Linked DNA regions of Homo sapiens: regions 2 and 3 are each linked to region 1. Evidence: chromatin contacts called from ENCODE Hi-C or POLR2A ChIA-PET data. All regions are on one chromosome and are shown on one strand. The core of a region is the stretch at or near the end of the contact, and the rest is flanking DNA. Distances in the headings are between cores, read along the strand shown.

Region 1 (4,552 bases), core at 620-3,119:
CTATTGGCAATGTATGAGAATACTAGTTGTTTTACATTCTTAAAAGTATTTGATGCTGTCAGTCTTTTAAATTTTAACCATTCCAGTGGGAACATATGGTTTTGCATTGTGGTTATAACATTATCTTAACAAGTTAACCTTATCATTATGAAATATCCTTTTTTTTTTCCTCTGGCAATGCTCTTTGTTCTGAAGTCTACTTTATCTGATGTGAATATACTCACTCCAGTTTTCTTATATAATAGTATTTTTATGGTATACCTTTTTCATCCTTTTACTTGTAACCTATGTCATTATATTTAAAATGTTTTTTTCTTGTAGACACCATATGTATGAATTTTGCTACTTTTAATTAGTCTAGCAAGCTCTGCCTTTTTTTTTTTTTTTTTTTTTTTTTTTTTTTTTTTTTGAGACTGAGTCTTGCTGTATCGCCCAGGCTGGAGTGCAGTGGCACAATCTCGGCTCACTGCAAACTCTGCCTCCCAGGTTCACGCCATTCTCCTGCCTCAGCCTCCTGAGTAGCTGGGACTACAGGCGCCTGCCACCGCGCCTGGCTAATTTTTTGTATTTTTAGTGGATACGGGGTTTCACCATGTAAGCCAGGATGGTCTCGATCTCCTGACCTCGTGATCTGCCTGCCTCGGCCTCCCAAAGTGCTGGTATTACAGGTGTGAGCCACCGCGCCCGACTGTCTCTGCCTTTTAATTGCAGTACTTAGCAGTTTATATTTAATATAATTATTAATATGCTTGGGTTTTAAATATGTCCTATATTTTATTTAAGAAAGTCCTATATCTTCTTTGGCCTTTTTCTCTTTTTTCCCACTTTATTTTGTAGTAAACCAGTTTTTTGGGGTTTTTTTTTGTTTGTTTTTAGACATTCTATTTAATCTTCTCTATTCACTTTTTAGCTACATACTTCTACCTCTTTTTTTTTACTTTAATTAGCTTTTAATTTATTTCTCAGTCCTTATTTGCACAAGCAATAGCTTTTGATGTGGTTGATAAATTTCTCTTCCTTGAGAGAATTTCTTCTCTTGAATCCCAGGGCATCGTATGTGCCAGGTTTTCTTTTTCTCTTTCAGACCACTCCTTCTCAATCTCTTTTGCAGAGTCTTTCTGATTCTCTGACTTCTAAATTTTGGGGCCATTCTTTAGTTCAGTCCTTTTTTTCTTTATATACACCTTTTTTTTCTCTTTATATACACTCCCTAGGTTGTATAAAGGTTTTAAATACACTCAAATTTGTATCCCCAGTTTGATACCTCTCCCTGGAACTCAAGACCTGTTTATTCAATTGCATACTTAACATTTCCACTTGGAAGTCTAATAGGCATGTCAAACTCAGTGTGCCAAAACTGAGCTCCTGACATTCACCACCCCTCCCTTCATCTCTACCTCCATGCAGTCTAGATCCTCATTCAGTCTTCCTTATTTTAACTACCAATTTTCCCAATTGCTCAGGCAGAAACCTTGGTATTTTCCTTGACTCCTCTCTTCCTCTCACACCTCACTTCTAACCAATAAGCAATTTCTGTTAATTCTATCCTCAAAATATTCATTCACCCATCTCTCATCACTTCCACTGCCAGCCCAGGCAAAGCCATCATCAGCTCTCACCTGGATATTGCAGGAAACTTCTAACTCACCTCCTGCTTCAGCTTCTGTCCCTTGCAGTCTGCTTTTAGCACAGAAGTCACAGTGATCCTATTAAAACACACTTTAGGCCATGCCAGTCCTCACCTTTAACCCCCAAATTCTCTTCCATCTTACTGAAAATAACAGAATGAAGAGCCCTTTCTGTTATCTTCAGGGTCCTGCATGATCTGGACATATGACTACTTCCCACACACATTTTCACATGGCCTAATATCACATATCACCTTTTCAGAGGGGACTTTCCTGACCACACTCTATGTAAATATCACACTTCTCTCATAATTCATTTTTATCCTACTTTATTTTTTCTCTATAGAACTTTCTATTACCTGAAATTAAATATTTACTTGTTTATTATTTGTCTATCTCCCTAAAATAAAAGCTCTCTGTTGGCACTAGAACATGCCTAGTAAACAAATACTTCGAAAATATTTGCTCAATGCATATCTTTTTTCATCTTTGGTATTTTTTTTCCAACCTGGTAATTTGTTTTTTTATGTATGTCTGTGTGGGGTTTTTTGCTAAATTCTGTTAAATTTTTTTAAAATTTTAATTGTTATGAATACATAATAGTTGTACATATTTATGGGGTGCATGTGATATTTCGATACAAGTATACAATGTATAATGATCAAATCAGGGTAATTGGGGTATCCATCACCTCAAACATTTATCATATTTTTGTGATAGGAATATTTCAATTCCACTCTTCTAGTTATTTTGAAATATAGCATAAATATTGTTAAAAACATTCCAATTCCACTCTTCTAGTTATTTTGAAATGTACCATAAATTATTAACTATAGTTGCCCTTTTGTGCCACTGAACACTAGATCTTATTCTTTCTCCCTGACTGTATTTTTATACCCATTAACTGGGTCTTTACTCCTCCTCAATCCCTGCCACACCCACTGCTCTTCCCAGTCTCTGGTAACCATCATTTTACTCTCCAACTCCATGAGATCAATTTTTTCAGCTCTCACATATGAGTGAGAACATGCAATATTTATTTTTACGTATGTATGTATGTATGTGTGTATTTCAATGAAAATTCTCTTCATCTATACGTTTTTGGAAGACAGTGACCTGACTTAAACATCTTTATTTTCAACATATAGTGTAGACTTCCCCCAAAGGATAGCTTCTCAGACAGTATTTCCTGATCCATTGATTAATGATAGATAAAAGGGGCAGATATTTTTCCAACTTGTTTATTTGTTTGTTTTTATATATATATATGTATGTGTACATATGTTTGCACTTAAACTAGCAAATATTACCTTCTTATCTATAGGCTTTTGGAAGACAACAACCTCACTTAAGTATCCTTTGTTTTCAACACATAGCACAGACTTCCTGGAGACTGTTTTTGTATATGTAATTAAAAAAAACAAAAACAAAACAAAAAAAACCCAGAAGACTAACAGTCTAATTTTGAAAAAAAATCCACAGTCATGTGAATGACAGATGATTTTGGGTATGACTGGGGACTGGAATGGACACAGAGCTCTTTCAATTCTGTCTAACAAAGCCACAGACTAATGTTAAGGAATGTTTGTGTGATCTCTCCAGTGTGGAATCAGTACCCAAACACAGGAGTCTTTACAAAGATCCAAAATAATCATAAAACCATTATAACCACAAGCCCTCTTCAGAGTTATCCCCTCAATAGTGAATGCTGCCTTTTCAAGCCAACTCTTATATTGAGAGAAGGGTTGTAATATCTCCAGCCTGGAAGAAATCCCTATTCCTGTGGCTCATTTACTACATCTCTGTGGTTCTTGGAAGGAAGGATGGAGTGAAAGCCACCCCAGGCAGTTGACTGTGAATTCTAGTCTTAAGCAATGTATGGAGCACTTCAATAAACTTTGGCTATTTAGCCAGCCTTCGTTCCCTAGAGAAATACTGCCCAGCTATCCCCAAGCTCTGGTAGATTGTTTGCCACGGACAACTTATTGATTTATGGTCCTGGGCATTCTTAGAACTCTGCTAAGAGAAGGAAAAGGCATGATCACCTTGTAGGAGCTATGAAGGTAAAGCCTGCCTTCGAATCCTCAGGTAGCATAAGCAAGAGTACCGGGGGGCATAGTGTGCATTTCCTATTCTTACAGGGTGCCGGGCACATAGGGGTCACTCCATCAATAAGGGAGGAGAAAGAATGAAATGAACTGGGAGGATAAAAAGCAAGAGGCTCATTGCTCACTGGATGTCTACTGTCTAATGGGGAGGGAGGGACACAAACTCAGCTGGCTTTAAGTTATAAAGCAGGGTGAGAACTTTCACGTCACTGTGAATTCACACAGTTGTAATTTTTTACTTAACATTCACATGCTCTATATTCTTTCCATAAAGGTACAAACTGTATTTCTCTTAAAATGTCAATACTGCCACATTGAACTGCATAAAGAGCCTGACCTTGGAAGCTCTCCTGAGCAAGAAACTACCTAGGACCCTACCCTAAGCTGGTCTAAGGATATTTCACGTTTGTATTCCCCACAGGGTCTAGATTGAGGTTTGGCACATGTGAATGCTTAGTATTTCCTGCATAAACACCTGACTGAAAAAAAAATATGAAAGAGCTTGATACCAATGGCATCTTTGTTGTGTTCTTAGAATTCATTAGAAAAACAACTTTGCTGAATATGAAATGGAAACTCCAAGTCTTTCCCCGTATTGGTTAGCTTTCTCTCACCAATATGGTGCATGGTGCCAGCATAAAGTGCATCAGACGTGATAGTGGGCTTTCAACATGCCACACAGCAAGGTGAATTTTTCAGAACTCCCAAACCTCCCTTGAAAACACTTCTACGCAGGTCACATCATGATATATTTGCCATTTGTAAAGTGAAATACCATCATGAAAGAGAATATTTAATGCCATAAAGAAAAACCCT
Region 2 (4,331 bases), core at 1,270-3,769, 340 kb after region 1:
AGTATGGGACACTGGATTTTTATCTCCCTTTGGACAATGAGATTGTGGTTAGCATAACACTGGTAAATCTAACATTAATGCTCTGTCAAAAATTGTTTTATGAAGGCTAGAAAGAGGTTGGAGAGAAAGGAGGTGCATCCAGGAATAGATACAAAAACATTGAAAGAGAAACTGAAATCAATTCTGTAAACAGCAGAAGTCAAAGCATCGTAGTTGTCATTAAGCACCTACCATTATAATATTCAAACAATAAGATATTTCCTGAAATATCAGATCAATTCTTAAAGGAGAGCTGTTCCCAGTGGGGTTTACTTGTGGTCCTCTGTCCGACATCCATTAGACAGGGTCCCTGTCTTTAGTAGCATGGGTTCAAACAAATGATAAGAGAGGAAATAGATTCCATTCTCTCTGTTTACTTTATTACTATTGATTTATGAATTCCCTCTGATCTATTTCCTAACTGGGCAGATAATATACATTTAGTACCAAAGGTAATTATCCAAAATGAATCTAGTTTGCAACTGGGTGATAAAAAAGAGAGAGGAGACTGATAGATTAAATACTTATCATTAAAAAGTATGGCTGATTGTATTAATATAGATACAAGAGCTTTAATATTCTCACTTTACGGCTAGATATAATTTCCTAGACTAATTGTGAGTTCATGTGGACACTTGGGCATATTTTATTTCTACTCTATATTTTATAGCATCATTTTATAGTGCAAATAATAAAAGCATTATATGAAAAAATTATTTCAAAAGTTTTTTTTAAAAATCTACCACTTGCAAAAAAAAATCATTTAGGGCATTTAAAAAAAAATCTTCATAAAGGGATAGAACATTTAGTTACCACAAATTACTATGGTTTTTAAAGCATCAAAGTTAGAGAAAAGAGCAAAGATTGTATCATTATACGAGTATAAATAAAACAACTTAAATTTCTAGCAATAGTGAATGGATAAATAAATATAGTAAATCCACACTGTGGGAGATGATGCAGCCTATTAACATGTTTATGAAGAAATTTTAATGCGTGGGAAAATGCTTATTAGGCTATGTGAAAAAAACAGGATATAAAACTGTGTGTGTGTAAACACATATACAGTATAACCACAAATACGAAGAAAATGTTCATATATATTTGTTATGTATAGAAAAATATGAAAGAAATATACAAAAATCTTTTTAGTGGTCAACTCTGGGTGATGGCTATTGGATGATTTGAACTCCTTAAATTCTATCCTGTTTTTCTCTAAATTTTCTAAATTAGCACATATTATTTTTATATCTAAGCACGTATTAGAGAGACGGGCGAATGAACAACTTAGAATGAATGGAAGGTAGGACACATGTTGCGTTTGCCCCTGGCTCATAATGACCTGAGGGCCATCACATGCCAGGGACTCCTTTACTGATGCCTCTTTGGAACCTCTCCACTTACAGGCAGAGTAAGCTGTCTGCAGAATCCTACCAGATGTGTCCAAGCGTCATACACTCAGGGATCATCACACTTTTAAAAGACATACGTAGTTATAGAAATACCAAAGTACTGAGGAAAGAGTACAGTGGAACAGTTAAGAGGATGAATTCTGGAGTCAGACGGTCTGGCCAGGTTCCTCCACTTGAGTAACTCTGGCAAATGCTTAATCTATGTCTCAGTCTCCTTACCTGTTGAATCAGGACAGTCAAGTGCCTTCCCTATAGAGATGTTCAGGGATTCAATGGGCTAAATATTTGTAAAACACTTAGAAGACTACGTTATACAATAAGTACTTATCCATTAAATGAATACATCTTTAAAATTCTGATAATATTGATCAGAATCAACTTACAAATAAAGAAATGGACATGGCCAAAATATTTATAAAACATTTGAGCATTTGTAAGTTGCTGAGGCAAGGGTGCAATTTCAGTTGAGCTTAAGTCGAGACTCAGGATTGTAGTGGTTTTAGATGGTTTTTTTATACTGCCAAAGATCTGTCCATCCATACATTTTTATCTAGAATGATGTTGATGATGCTAAGGTTCAAGGGAATAATTACTATGTGCAGTACTATTTGTAGTGTTTTGTTCCCCACTCTATATTTAGATTCTAACAGAAGATGTGAAACTAAATAGATACTCAATAAAAGTTTACTGAATGAAAACACAAATGAATGACTTCACCACAGCTGCATCAAGTTGTCTAAATATGATTATATTTCCACAAAGGAGCCATTGTTAAATGAACTTTCCCTCTATTAAGAACTAGGATTGAAGTATCAAATTTCTTAGAATCTAAAACTTTTTACTATTATAACTTAGAAACAATTAGATGGCAAGATTAAAAGGGGAAAAAGTATTTATTCCAAAAAAAAAAAAAAAAAAGCACAGCTTAGGACTTGAATATCTTCAAGGATCCATTTCTTAGGAAATCTATAAAGATGCAGAAAGCTTTAGAAATGGAGATACCAAGACAGCAATGGCAGCACCAATAAACAGAAATAGACGGTTCATCTCACTAGTTCTGTGGTTTTCTCCTACCCAGTAGAGCGTGACAAGAGAATGTTAAAGTAACTGAAATCAAGAACAATACTGGAAATAAGAACAGTCTACAATGGCAAATTTTTACTGTAATACATTTCGTTACTGAGTGAGGGAGGAAAACAACTGTTTTTAGATACTGTCCATTGTTTTCTATACATTTCAAAGCTCCTCTTCACACATGTAACTTTCAAACTGACAGTGGTAACTTTCAGCATTTTGTGGAGATCTTGGCTCCAATGCAGCAAATAAGAAGTGAAATGTCCCACGGTTGTAAAATCTTGATAAGTTATCCGTGTCACATTTTTCAAATGTGGAACTGCTCACACCACACAGATAATTATAGATGACCAGATTGTAACTGTTTTATTGCTTCTTTTTCCCCATAAATTTTAATTTTGGAAAGTTAAGTGAAAAATGTGGTTTCAATTTCCTACAAATTGCACACAATTTGGTTTTAACAAGAAAATAGAAAGAAAGGGTATGTTCTTTAAAGTGAATTATGAACTAGAGTTTGTTTTCGCTCGCTCAACACCGCAAAAATAATAAAGCACAAAATTTAGAAAAGATGCCTTACAAAATGGAAATCATGAACTATAGTAAGAAAGCAGAAAGTAATTTTTTTTTATCTAAACATGATTTAAGCAATCTAACAGGATAATATAATTGAGCTAGTCTTTCTCCCTCTGGTGAAGCAAGCTAGAAGGAAAGGATACCGGAGTAGAAGCCGACAATCTTAATACATGTATAACAGGAAATCTGTTAATAAGAAAAGGCTTTGTGTATCTCCATCTTACTCTCTCCACAACTGTCAGCAACAACAAAAGAACTATTAAAAGCAATCAATTTTGAAACCATTTAAACATATACCTAGAAACACAACAAAACACAAGAATTTATAAAGGAACTTTTAGTGGAAAGAAATTCTAGCCCTCTGATGGGTTCTGGCTATAATCTTAGAGTTAGACCAACATGCTTTCTTGATTCAAGGTAGTGGTCTGCTACAACTAGCATAACTAAAGGCAGGAACCCCATGAAGTGTCTCGACCACACCAAAACCACCAGCTGGAAAGCAAATAAGGAAATCAATCAACCAGATATTTTTTCTCCTTTCTGCCAAAAACTTTGAGTGAATGCACTTTTCTTCATTAAATTGACCACTGCTTTCACCTTTTTAGCAATGTAGACTGTTAGGCAAAATAAATTATTCATTATTCAGGCAAAAACTATTTCATCAAAGTTGTTGATCTTCATTGACCAAATTCTCCATGGCCTATGTTACTAAATAGCACCACCATAGCTTTCTCAAATTTCTACTTCCAAAAATGTTTACTTTCAGACAGATTGTGACGACCACAAAACTTACCTGCATGAGTATTCTATAAACAAAGTTGTTGTAGACCAAATGTTAACATGAGTCCCTGGTAAAATGTTGTAGCCCTAGATTTTTTTTTTCTGGCTAAAATATAGTATTTGCTAATTTTTTTTCTAACTAGGGTTTAAAGTTGCAAGTCTAGAGTGCTTCTGACTGTTAGAACATGAGGCTGGCTTATGAAGGTCCAGTTATAAGCTGGGACTTGGCAAACTTGAAGTATTACCCATTGACTAATACTTCTATTAGTCAAAACTGTAAACTTCTGGTCAACTACATATTTTACATATTACTGCATGAAGCTCTAGCAGAAGTTCACCATCCTAAATAGCCTTTAAAGGCTTCACAATTAACAAGAGATGATTTACTCTCTTGAAATATAAAAGCTGACTTTTCCCACCCAAAAGCCAATAAATCTTTGGTGTTGGTGAAAG
Region 3 (4,366 bases), core at 1,590-4,089, 470 kb after region 1:
TTTTAAAACCTGCTTAGCACACAATTCACTCTTGTCAAGTGAACTGTCGAAAGCTCCTAAGAACTACATAATTTATTCCTGGGCCACCACCCAGTGTACAAACATAGGCATTTACTCTGTGGGATACACTGGTAGATGAAACAATGATCTTATTTCATCTTCAATCATGCTTCACTTTTCTTTTCTGTGTGTACATTTTTGGAGGAACTATTAGTTAATCAGAGCCCTGCTACATACCATTAATTCAGTTCAATACAATGGGTATGTGCTAAGCTGTTACAATATGCCAGGCACTGTCCCTGGGTGTAGACCAGAAATCTCCCAGAGCACATTCCCTTTGAATAACAAAACAAGCTAATATTTTGGCTTTATCAAAAGCCATACCTTTGTCCAGGGCTCTTCAGTCAAGAATGACACTAATTTTTTTTTTTTTTTTTTTTTTTTTTTTTACTGCTAATCAACATTACAAGATCCACAATGGCTTAAAACAACCTGAAAACCTTCATTCATTAATGATAGTCAATTTCTCCCTCAACTCTGACTTACTATAGTGGAAATGGGACTCCTGTGCCATTAGAAATGATTTTCATCAATACAAGTGAACCTTCAATTAGAAAAGCCGACTGACCAGAACCCTAGTTAGTGGGGATTTTACTGTCTAAAGACAAAGATAAGTGAATTGCCCAAAAGTGCACGTCTTTACCCCCACTAGCATCTTAGATTCTACATCCTCTTTTTATGCATCACTCAACCCTTCCATTCCCTTTGACTCTATAGAATACACAGCTCTCTAGAGTGATTCGCCACATTTTGGCATTGCCACAGTGTTCCCTGAACTTCAATCACTCATAACAGCACCTTCAGAGTTTTTGCCATTTTTACCTATAATAATATTCACTTAATATTTTATGTATACTGACTCATTTCCTTTTATCCCTAATAAACTTATTTTTGAATGACACTTTCCATTCCTACTATGAATGAAAACCCATACTACTTATCTGAGATAAAAGAAAGCAACATAATTAAAAGTGAATGTAAACAAAATTTTAAAAATTTACTAAATTTTGGCTAGATACTGTTGCCTACCACAGGGTACTCATTGAAAACCAAGATGAAGCAAATGTGAGGGAGGTGTTAAAGACAGATTCCCACCAAACAAGGACTTTGGCCTCATCAGGAAAACTAAAAGAAATTTTAAATAAGATGATTTCCTTATCACCTAATTCAGTGCTATTTAAAGACACCTACAGGTACCACTTAAAAGCATCCAGCAGTATGTAGGTATACAGTGAGAAGTACCACCACCAGCAGTATGCAGATCAACAGTGAGAAGCTGCGAGTTGGCTAATATAGGTATGGGAAAGCTCACATCACACACATAAGGGAACACAACCTGTATGATGGAAAGAAGGCTAGAGAGAAAATATTGATCAGCCTAAAGAGAGGAGATGGAGGATTGTTTGTTAGTGATTTGTATAGAGTTGGAAGTTCCTAGGCCAGAGGAAAATTCATGAGTTTCCACTGGTAGAGGAGAAAACTAGAATATATCAGCAGATTATGAGCTGCCATGAATTTTTCTGTTTTTCCTCTTTAAACATGGATACTGATAATGAAATACCAGAAAAGTACACTCTGTGGTGAATCTGGCTTTTGATATTTATTAACATTAAATGGACTTTTGCAACTAAATAACACCAAAAAAAGAGAGAGGAGATACAACTATAGTATGTTCCTATAGCATGTTCCTACCCTCAAATAAATATCAAGAATATAATCTATGTGGAAGAAAGATCAAGTTGGCAGAAAAGGGAAAGGAGAATTAGGAAAGCAAAATAAATAGGTGCAGAGAAACTGTCACACAAGTGAATTGAGACTCAGTATTTAATTAGGGACAGCAAGCTTGCAAGGCTCTTGGTAAATGTCTACCGAAACCAACCACGTGTTGGTTAACACTGAGACATACAAACTGATCAATAGTACAAAACAAAAGGGCTCAGGTATGCATGTAAAGTCATACATCATTTCAATAAATTACGCTGTGTGTAGACAGGTTTTTTTTAGAACGATCATTCTGAGATCAAGAGCTAAATCATCTCAGCCACATCTTGATTTCTGCAAGACTCGGCAGGAATTATGAGGCTTAACAGCATTCTGACAATTAGCATATTATAAATACAAAAATGATATATTAAAGGGAGAGGAGGAAAAAAAAGGCCAGTGTTTTACACCTACAGTAATATAATTCCACTACTTAATGCAAAGTAACAGGCCTCAGAGTGTTTGGGATCCTCTTGTATGGTGTTATCTTCTCTATCAGTAAATGAGACTATGTGAACAGTACAACCTATAAATAATTCAAGGCCTGAGATGGCAATTATAGAACCATGCACAACTAGCATGAATATTTTATGAAGGCTAAAACAGCTCTCAGAATGAATCATGGAGAGATGAACACACACAAGCACACACACACACATACACACACACACACACACACACACACACACACCAGGCAGTTTTGGCCAAATTGTATTTCCAAGACAAGGCCTCTCTTTGATCTCTAGAACACCTTTATTTTATGGAAACAGTGATGATAGTTACATATTTTTCTTTTCTTGAATTTATTTCCTAAAATCCAAACAGAGGAATGAAGGTATGAATTTGTCAATAGGGTAGAGGAGCTTGAAACCGAGGAAGAAGGACAAACAATTTTTAACCTGAACTTCTGCAGATAATTCCAAGTGATTTTTTTAACCTTTCCAAATGGACTCTACAAAAAGTACCAAGTTCCAATGTATCAAAATTGAAACTGAAACCAGTGTCACTTCATGACTCAAGCAAGAGCACTTCCTATCCGAAAACTTCCCTCATATACATAAGCTTTTATTTCTAATTAGTCCTTGAGGAATACCTGTAATCCCTGCTTTCACTACATTCATAAGACAAAACAAATATTACTGAGCCATAAGCCTGAGCAAACAAGCTACTATATTTAAAAGTAGCAGCCCAGATGTCATACTCTATTAGGAAATGAGCAATGCCTAAGTTCTGAGCTGTTTCTGTAACCAAAGGATGTGCACAGCTGAAAAAAATGAAATTATATGAATTCACGTCTTGATTTCCCTGTGCAATGTACTTGTGCTATTTGAATAAGAGTTAATATTCATTTGAATTTTACAGAGATTAGCATTCATCATTTTTACCTGCCTCCTATTTACATATACCCAGATGATATCCATGTGGTTACACAAAACACCATTGTTTTCCTAAAGTCAATTTTAGCATAATTCACTTTCTTAATTACAACCTAAAACTGTAAAGACTTTTCCCAGTCCCTCCACAGAAGAATCTTAAATTTATGACCCTTTTGGTATGAATATGTGTGCTTTTCACTTCATTACAACAACAAGAATGGAACTTTAGGACTCTAGGATCTTAGCACAGGAAGGAACCTTAGATATCTTCTGATCCAACTGCTTCATTTTGTGGATGCGAAAAGTTTAGAGGCCAAAAAACTGTTCCATGGCATATTCGGTATCACATGACTAGTTGAAACACTACGGCCAATAATATAAAATATAATAATATTAGCAGGAACAAAAATCAGTAACAACCTCAAGTATTTACAGTGAGCTTGCAATAAAGCAGGCACTGTACTTTGCAGGCACTGTCTCCTTTAGCCTCCCAATACCTCTAATAGGTAGTATTATTATTGTCTCCATTTAAGGATACGAAAACTGAGGCTTAGAGAGATTCATGTATCTCTACCCTCAATCCCACGACCCCTTTTCCCTCTAGTGTACTCTTCAGGAAGTTACATCAGAATTCTCTATTTGAGTCTTGGCTAGAAGAAACTTTCATTACATGGACCAGTTATTACTGGAGACTTCCTAGATGGGAGACACACTGATGTTTTCGGTCTCACTGAGCCTGCTGCTTTGTGAGACCTCCGAGGGCATAGAGAGAAAAGGAAGCTCCTACAACCTGTACTGCAAGAACTTCAGGAAAAACAACATCTTTCCATAAAAAGTTTCACGTTGCCCTATTATTCAGTTTAAGAAGTTCAGAGCCACTGTTCCATGGGCCTGCCTTTTGTGTTCAATTTGGAGGCATGAAAATACCTTTAGAATTTGTAAATCTCAAGGCAACCGAGTGAAACGCCACCTACCGCAGCAGCTGGAGGGCAGGCCAGTGTTATGCTTTGATAGCCCCCTTTCGATTGTATTAATACAAAGGAAATTAAAAAATAGCATGATTCTCTCCCTTTCTTCTGCTCATGCCCAGCTTTGGATTTTCATAATAGGAGGGTAACATTTAGAGGTCTTTTTTACATTCGTGCACTAACCTGGTACAAATAGAAGTA

Evidence for each region. Hi-C counts contacts between places; a loop is a spot of excess contacts on that map. ChIA-PET counts read pairs that join two places held with the same protein, here RNA polymerase II (POLR2A). Pooled maps may share reads with other maps.
Region 2: a loop to region 1 is called in a pooled map, with 2.7 times the contacts of the local background. The contact joins the enhancer-like site here to the promoter of LINC02227 in region 1. A Hi-C loop is called at or near these places in 1 of 37 single-sample maps with no recorded cell type and 2 of 50 pooled maps. POLR2A ChIA-PET finds 5 or more read pairs at or near these places in 1 of 52 experiments (OCI-LY7).
Region 3: a loop to region 1 is called in a map of aorta, with 2.9 times the contacts of the local background. The contact joins the enhancer-like site here to the promoter of LINC02227 in region 1. A Hi-C loop is called at or near these places in 1 of 168 maps with a recorded cell type or tissue (aorta), 1 of 37 single-sample maps with no recorded cell type and 9 of 50 pooled maps.

What each region holds. Positions count from the first base shown.
Region 1 is chr5:158,407,904-158,412,455 of GRCh38, forward strand. It overlaps LINC02227 (long intergenic non-protein coding RNA 2227), which reads right to left and starts at 1,870. Exons shown (of 7, transcript NR_109888.1): 1 at 1,743-1,870.
Region 2 is chr5:158,749,977-158,754,307 of GRCh38, forward strand. The region is part of intron 10 of EBF1 (EBF transcription factor 1); the gene reads right to left. Among named protein-coding and RNA genes, the nearest start is that of LINC02227, 340 kb to the left of the region's middle. RefSeq lists a silencer at 2,471-2,590. Within about 2 kb of position 2,520, at least 2 of the 41 ENCODE cell types and tissues checked have a DNase peak (open chromatin) inside an H3K27ac peak, as active enhancers do; they include OCI-LY7, where a contact is called at or near this core.
Region 3 is chr5:158,872,577-158,876,942 of GRCh38, forward strand. The region is part of intron 6 of EBF1 (EBF transcription factor 1); the gene reads right to left. Among named protein-coding and RNA genes, the nearest start is that of EBF1, 230 kb to the right of the region's middle. Within about 2 kb of position 2,840, at least 2 of the 41 ENCODE cell types and tissues checked have a DNase peak (open chromatin) inside an H3K27ac peak, as active enhancers do.